Linked DNA regions of Homo sapiens: region 2 is linked to region 1. A link is a loop called in an ENCODE intact Hi-C map of the cell type or tissue named here. Cell type or tissue: tibial artery. All regions are shown on one strand. Links, peaks and the distances in the headings refer to the core of each region. The heading gives the core; the rest is flanking DNA. Region 1 has its middle 290 kb from the start of SNORD31B. Region 2 overlaps ARGLU1 (arginine and glutamate rich 1).

The links. Peaks named below come from ENCODE experiments on the same cell type or tissue, not always from the same donor. Only the 100,000 strongest peaks of a DNase experiment are listed, where the experiment ranks them.
Region 2: a loop joins it to region 1, with 20 times the contacts of the local background. A loop is called at or near these places in 4 of 110 quality-filtered maps.

Annotation. Positions count from the first base shown.
Region 1 is chr13:107,024,806-107,027,629 of GRCh38, forward strand. No RefSeq gene overlaps it. Among named protein-coding and RNA genes, the nearest start is that of SNORD31B, 290 kb to the right of the region's middle. In tibial artery, for the core only: no CTCF peak of the experiment used is centred there; a DNase peak (open chromatin) is centred at 1,416; H3K27ac peaks cover 2,500 bases.
Region 2 is chr13:106,563,890-106,566,713 of GRCh38, forward strand. The region is part of intron 1 of ARGLU1 (arginine and glutamate rich 1); the gene reads right to left. Among named protein-coding and RNA genes, the nearest start is that of ARGLU1, 2.8 kb to the right of the region's middle. In tibial artery, for the core only: no CTCF peak of the experiment used is centred there; no DNase peak of the experiment used is centred there; H3K4me3 peaks cover 1,798 bases; H3K27ac peaks cover 760 bases.

The DNA of each region.
Region 1 (2,824 bases), core at 38-2,537:
TAACTTATTATTTCCTCAAGGTCATGTACCTCATATTTAGCAGAATCAAGTCAAAAACACAGGTCTAATTATATTTCAAAATCCTTGTTTTTAAATGTTGCACCATACTGCTCTCTCAAATATCTGTGCTATTTTTTGTTTGTTGGTTTATTTTGAAGCATTCAGAAGTGATCTCTGTTCATCTTATTCTAACTCCTATGGGTAAATATGTTGTTTATCTTCCTGTTTTGCCAACTAGAAACTAGAGCACAAGGAATATGAGGAGGGGTTTTTGAAGTCAGCGTGTTGACACAGTGAATGCCAGAACCAGGAGTTAAATGCAAATTTAGGAACGTACATGATATGGCATCATGAAATAGCACAGACTACAGAAATAAAATAAAAACAAAATGACTCTAACTTCTTATATATTTGAATTTTCATAAACTTGGAAGACTATAATATTGATAGAAAAAAGTATTTATTTGATCAAATACAGTTTTTCTAAGCTCACAGAAGCAAGGACAATTCTCAAAAGAATTGAGAGAGCTTGCCTTTTTCTTTTCACTATTATTTTTGCGTGGGCATTCTTAGGAAATATTTACTTTGAGTACATTATAAAGCCACAATTTTTTATGATCTGTCATCTGTGATGACAAAATGAAATATTACTGCAAAATTTCTTTTTTCCCTAAAATGACAGCTAACAGCTGAGACAGCTCCCACGAAAAGGCAGATAACCCAGACTTTAAATGTCAGAAAAAGCAAAAAACTAACTTATGAAAATGCCTTACAAACTTAAGCAAAGGAAAGATTATTTTGTAACTGAATAATCATTAAGGTCATGTAAAGAAATGATATTAGACTAATTGCTCAAGGTCAATCCAGGGAACTAGATTTTTATGCTTGTGGCCACATATCCATACTCCGATCCTCTGAACTCTCCCACAGGGTCATAAAGAAAAGAGCCTTTCGCATGTTGTTGACAAATAATAATAAAAAAGTATCTAAAGAAGTAACCCAAATGAAAAAATAACAGAAAGATGATAAAATGATAAATGCTGGAGTTGAAGAAACTTCTGTCGTGTTGGGTGTAAAAGTCATTTATGGAAAAAGTTTCTAGTTATTTTCAAAGACTGGTGCAGTGTGTCATAATTTTCTCCCAGAAATGACAGAGTCAAAAAATGTACTTAGTAGCTAAATATAGTACTTTATCAGCATTTGCATTATTTCTGTTCCCAAAGGAAAAACTATTAAATTTCCCCAACTTAATACCCTTTGCCATCTATTGCTTCCAGAACATTCCAGACAAGTGCTGGTTGAACCAGTTGTGCTTGTTCCTTGGATTTCAGCCAAATGTCCAGTCACTAGTTGATGCTTTTGACATTCTAGGCTGGGACTGAGAGTCTCTGTTGACTTCTATTCTTGTGTGATTATTCAGACTGCTATGGGCTAAGGCCCGAAGCCATGGCAAGTTGCCCCTGCTGCTTCAGGAATGACACCTCACTCAGAGCTAGTTGTCTTATGAGTTCTCAGCCACCATTTTCAATACAGCTTAATAGATAACTCTACAGCTTTGCATACAGTTTGTAACCAAATTATCCTTAGATAAGATGTTTTGTACTTCCTGACTCTCATTTTAAAGTCTTGTCTGTCTATTTTGATTCTTATACACACAGTCCCATTATGCTGTATGCAATATCATGTTATCAATTTGACATGTGTTTTAAGAAGAGGTGGCAAAATTTTTCTTGAAAGCTGTTCTTGAGTCTTTTCTTAGAAATACTGAATTTAGATACTGACTAATAAATAAAAACCCTCAATGTCCTTTCTAAAGTAGTTTGGGACCTAGAACTGAAAGAAATGTTGTAAAAGTTGTTATAATGTAAAATTAGCGAGGTAACATTTGATTGAAACATCTTTCTAAAACAATCATCAAATCAAATTAAATATGGAATGTAAGAATTCAATTTCACAAAAGCTTAAGTTTTGGGCACATATACACCATGGAATACTATGCAGCCACAAAAAACGATGAGTTCATGTCCTTTGCAGGGACATGGATGAAGCTGGAAACCATCATCCTGAGCAAACTATCACAAGACAGAAAACCAAACACTGCATGTTCTCACTCATAGGTGGGAATTGAACAATGAGAACACTTGGACACAGGGCGGGGAATATCACACATAGGGGCCTGTCATGGGGTGGGGGGGCAGGGGGAGGGATACCATTAGGAGAAATACTTAACATAAATGACGAGTTAATGGGTGCAGCAAACCAACGTGGCACATGTATACCTATGTAACAAACCTGCACGTTGTGCACATGTACCCTAGAACTTAAAGTATAATAATAATTTTTTAAAAATTATCTTTCATAGTTAATTATCACTTCATAGCTAAAATGTCAGTCATGATGCTGATACATGAAATTCTTGCTACCTGAGTTTAGAAAACAATCACCTGAATAGCTATGGTCATTAAAAAGAAAAAGTGAGTCCTCACATGTAATTGATGCACACTGCTTATACACATTAGGTTAGTGATTACTATTGTTTTTCCTATTTGATTCATTTGGGAAATTTGACCAATGGTAGCAAATTTCTCCTTAGAAAGTTTCTCATTTGAAATTGACCTTATCTTTTTTCAAAGATAGTGGAGTTCCATGGGCTAATCAGCAGTTCAAGCCATTATCTCCCAATTCCAAAGTCAATCACTTGTGATTCTGCTACCAAAACTCTCTGGTTTCCAGCCGTGGAAAGCTCATCCTCTGAGGGGAATCTTTCTTTACTGCCTCAGGGAAAACGTGAAGCTGACTTAGTTCTGGAGGCCTCCCTTTGTGG
Region 2 (2,824 bases), core at 65-2,564, 460 kb before region 1:
TCGAACCTAGATATCACAGGCTAGAGTAAGTTACTATGCCATTAACATTTTCCTGATTTGCTGCAAGTTATTTTCAGTTGTCTATTTTTTCAACAGTTAATATAACATGCATGCAGCATCTCAAAAGAGCATTTAAGAAAATGGTGCTACTGGTGTGGGGGAGGGGTGAGAAGAACCACACTGAATGGCTGGGACGCAAGGATGAGAGGAAGATCTTTTGAACTGAATTTTGAACCATGTGAACTGCCTATTCAAAATTGAGGGCAAAAGTCTTTAAAAATGTAAAGGCCTACCTTCTCAGCATTAAGATGACAACTCATAAGATCACTTCTGAAATTCATCAGGCTCGGTCTGGCTCCATGTAAGTTAGTTACATTAAATAACATTACTTATTGAGAGCTATTACATGCCAAGTATCACCTACTTTAAATACATCATCTCCAATTTTCACAACAAGCAAGACAGATTATCTCCATTTCACAGATTTAAAAACAAGGTTAGAGGGAGGTGATTTATTCAGCAACTCAGAATTATAAGTGGTAAACCAATAAGGTTTCCAATCTTACCAAAGAATTCCTAATTAGTTAAACCCAATGGTTGATTCTTATTTTACGGTCTCTTTCCATCTAACTAGATTTCTTGTAAGGGCACTTGACACTATGCATTTTTACCATATTTCTTTCTGCTTCCACCATAGGCTCTTCTCCCTCTTCCTAACTGCAAATACAGGCATGTCCTAAGGTTCTTTCAGTCCCTTGAATGAACCGCTCTCCTCTCTCCACACTCTCCCTGGGTCATTCCATATACTCTCAAGGTTTCACGACATTCAGCGAAGCCCCTCTCAGCTAGGCTTCAGTCTCACATGATCAAGTCTGGATAAACTCAGTACAGTATATCCAAAACTAGTGCTCACAGTGAAGGCACCATTCTCTTATCCCCTTTCCCTCTCCCTTATCCACTATTTAAAAAGTTTCTGACATTTTTACCAGTACCTGCCACATGGTTGTTACTGAAACATTTGGTAGATGAGTTGCAACAGCCACACTATAAACATGAGAACCAACATTCTTTTTCTGAAGTCCCACATTCCATTTAATATACCCTGAATGTTTCTTAAATCTGTCCCTCTTTTCCATTCCAACAACCATCCTCACTACTCCTGTGTAAACTTCTGTACCCACCTCTTAGTTTCCATCCTACACAACAATCAAAACAAAAAAGGCACCATGTCATTCACCTGCTTAAAATCCTTCCCGTTTCTAGGATGCAATCCAAGCTCTTTAATATGACATACAATAACCCTAACATGATTCCCAGCCTCTATTTACCTCTCCAGTCACTCCATGACTTAAATATTTATAGAACTTCGTGTTCTAAGTCAACAGTCACCTGATCATTCCACTTTTAAGACCATTTCCTCTATTTTGGCAGGAGTCGGGGGAGGAGGCTCTTTTCTGTGCTCCACATATGTCCTATACCTTGCCTGACATTGTCATATTCTTATATCCTCCACCCACACAGGATACTTCCTTTATACAGTTTATATTACTGTCACTAAATTTACTACACTGTATTATTGCCTATTTAATGATCTGTCTTTGAGCTAGATCAAGCTCTTGGAGAAGGGCCAATCATCTTTATATTAACAGTACCTAGCACAGTGCCTGGCACTTATTAAATGCTCAATAAACATCAGTTAAATGAATAAAATAACCAACAGGATATGTAGACTGCAAACTGTTTCCTTACACTGCCAAAGCTCCAACACTTAAGTCTTTCCATTGTTTCTTTTGCATTGTTTCCAAGACATTAGAATATATTAAATAAAATGCCTATTGTACGGCACCCAGGAATTTAGAGTACAGGTGGCTGCTAGTCCTGGTCCCTTCTCCCTCCTAAATACTATTGGCAGTTTGTGTCTTCTCTCAAACCAGAGAACCATATAGCTCCTCTATTTGCCGTATTTCATTCCTGAATTTCTTGTCTGCTATACATGCGAAACCTGCTAAATGCTTCTATTTATTCTTTGCATACCAAGTTTCTTTTCATTTTTCCTACATATCTTAGCTTTCTAGTGAAAGGCAAGTTATTACTCTTTGGAGGTCTCCTTTGTTTTCACATGTAGAAATTATCTCAGCAATGTCTTAGGTAACTTTTCATACATCCATCTGTTGATAGCTATTTGAGATCTTTACAGCTAAGGGCCTTGTTGCAGACCCAAAAGTTGTATTCTACAAAATCAAGGTTTAATTTGAAACGATTACTTGAACTTTGTTTTCATATGTATCACTGACAGTTCTAAGTACAGGAAAAATGAGTGTTGCATGTGTTTTAAAGGAGTGTTGGAAGCAAAACAGCTCCAGGTACAGCTTCCTCTGTAATATTAGTGCTCCAGTCCTACCTTTTAGTAACTTTGGTTTTAGAAACAAGCTGTGTGTGTGTGCTGGAAAATCTACCTAACACAAACCCAACTACAGAAAACTACAAACCACGCAGTCAATTCAGCACACATATACTCGCCTCGAGAAAATCATAAATTCAGTAACGTTCTTGCTTCATGAGCACTTTCTAAATATTCACTGAAGAACTGACCAAGTACGGCTGGTTCAATAGGGAGTTAGTAGGACTGTTCAAATCTACTTTTCAATGCGGTTTTTGGAAACTGAATACCCAGAGCATCAAAGTACGATGATCATAAAGCAAAACACACAACAAATCCCTAAATTTTAAAACCCAAAAATTCCTTTAGTTTGGGATTATTTATCCACATCTACTTTCATAGCCAGAAATACTTGAGAGCTGACATTTTCGGAAACACACTCTA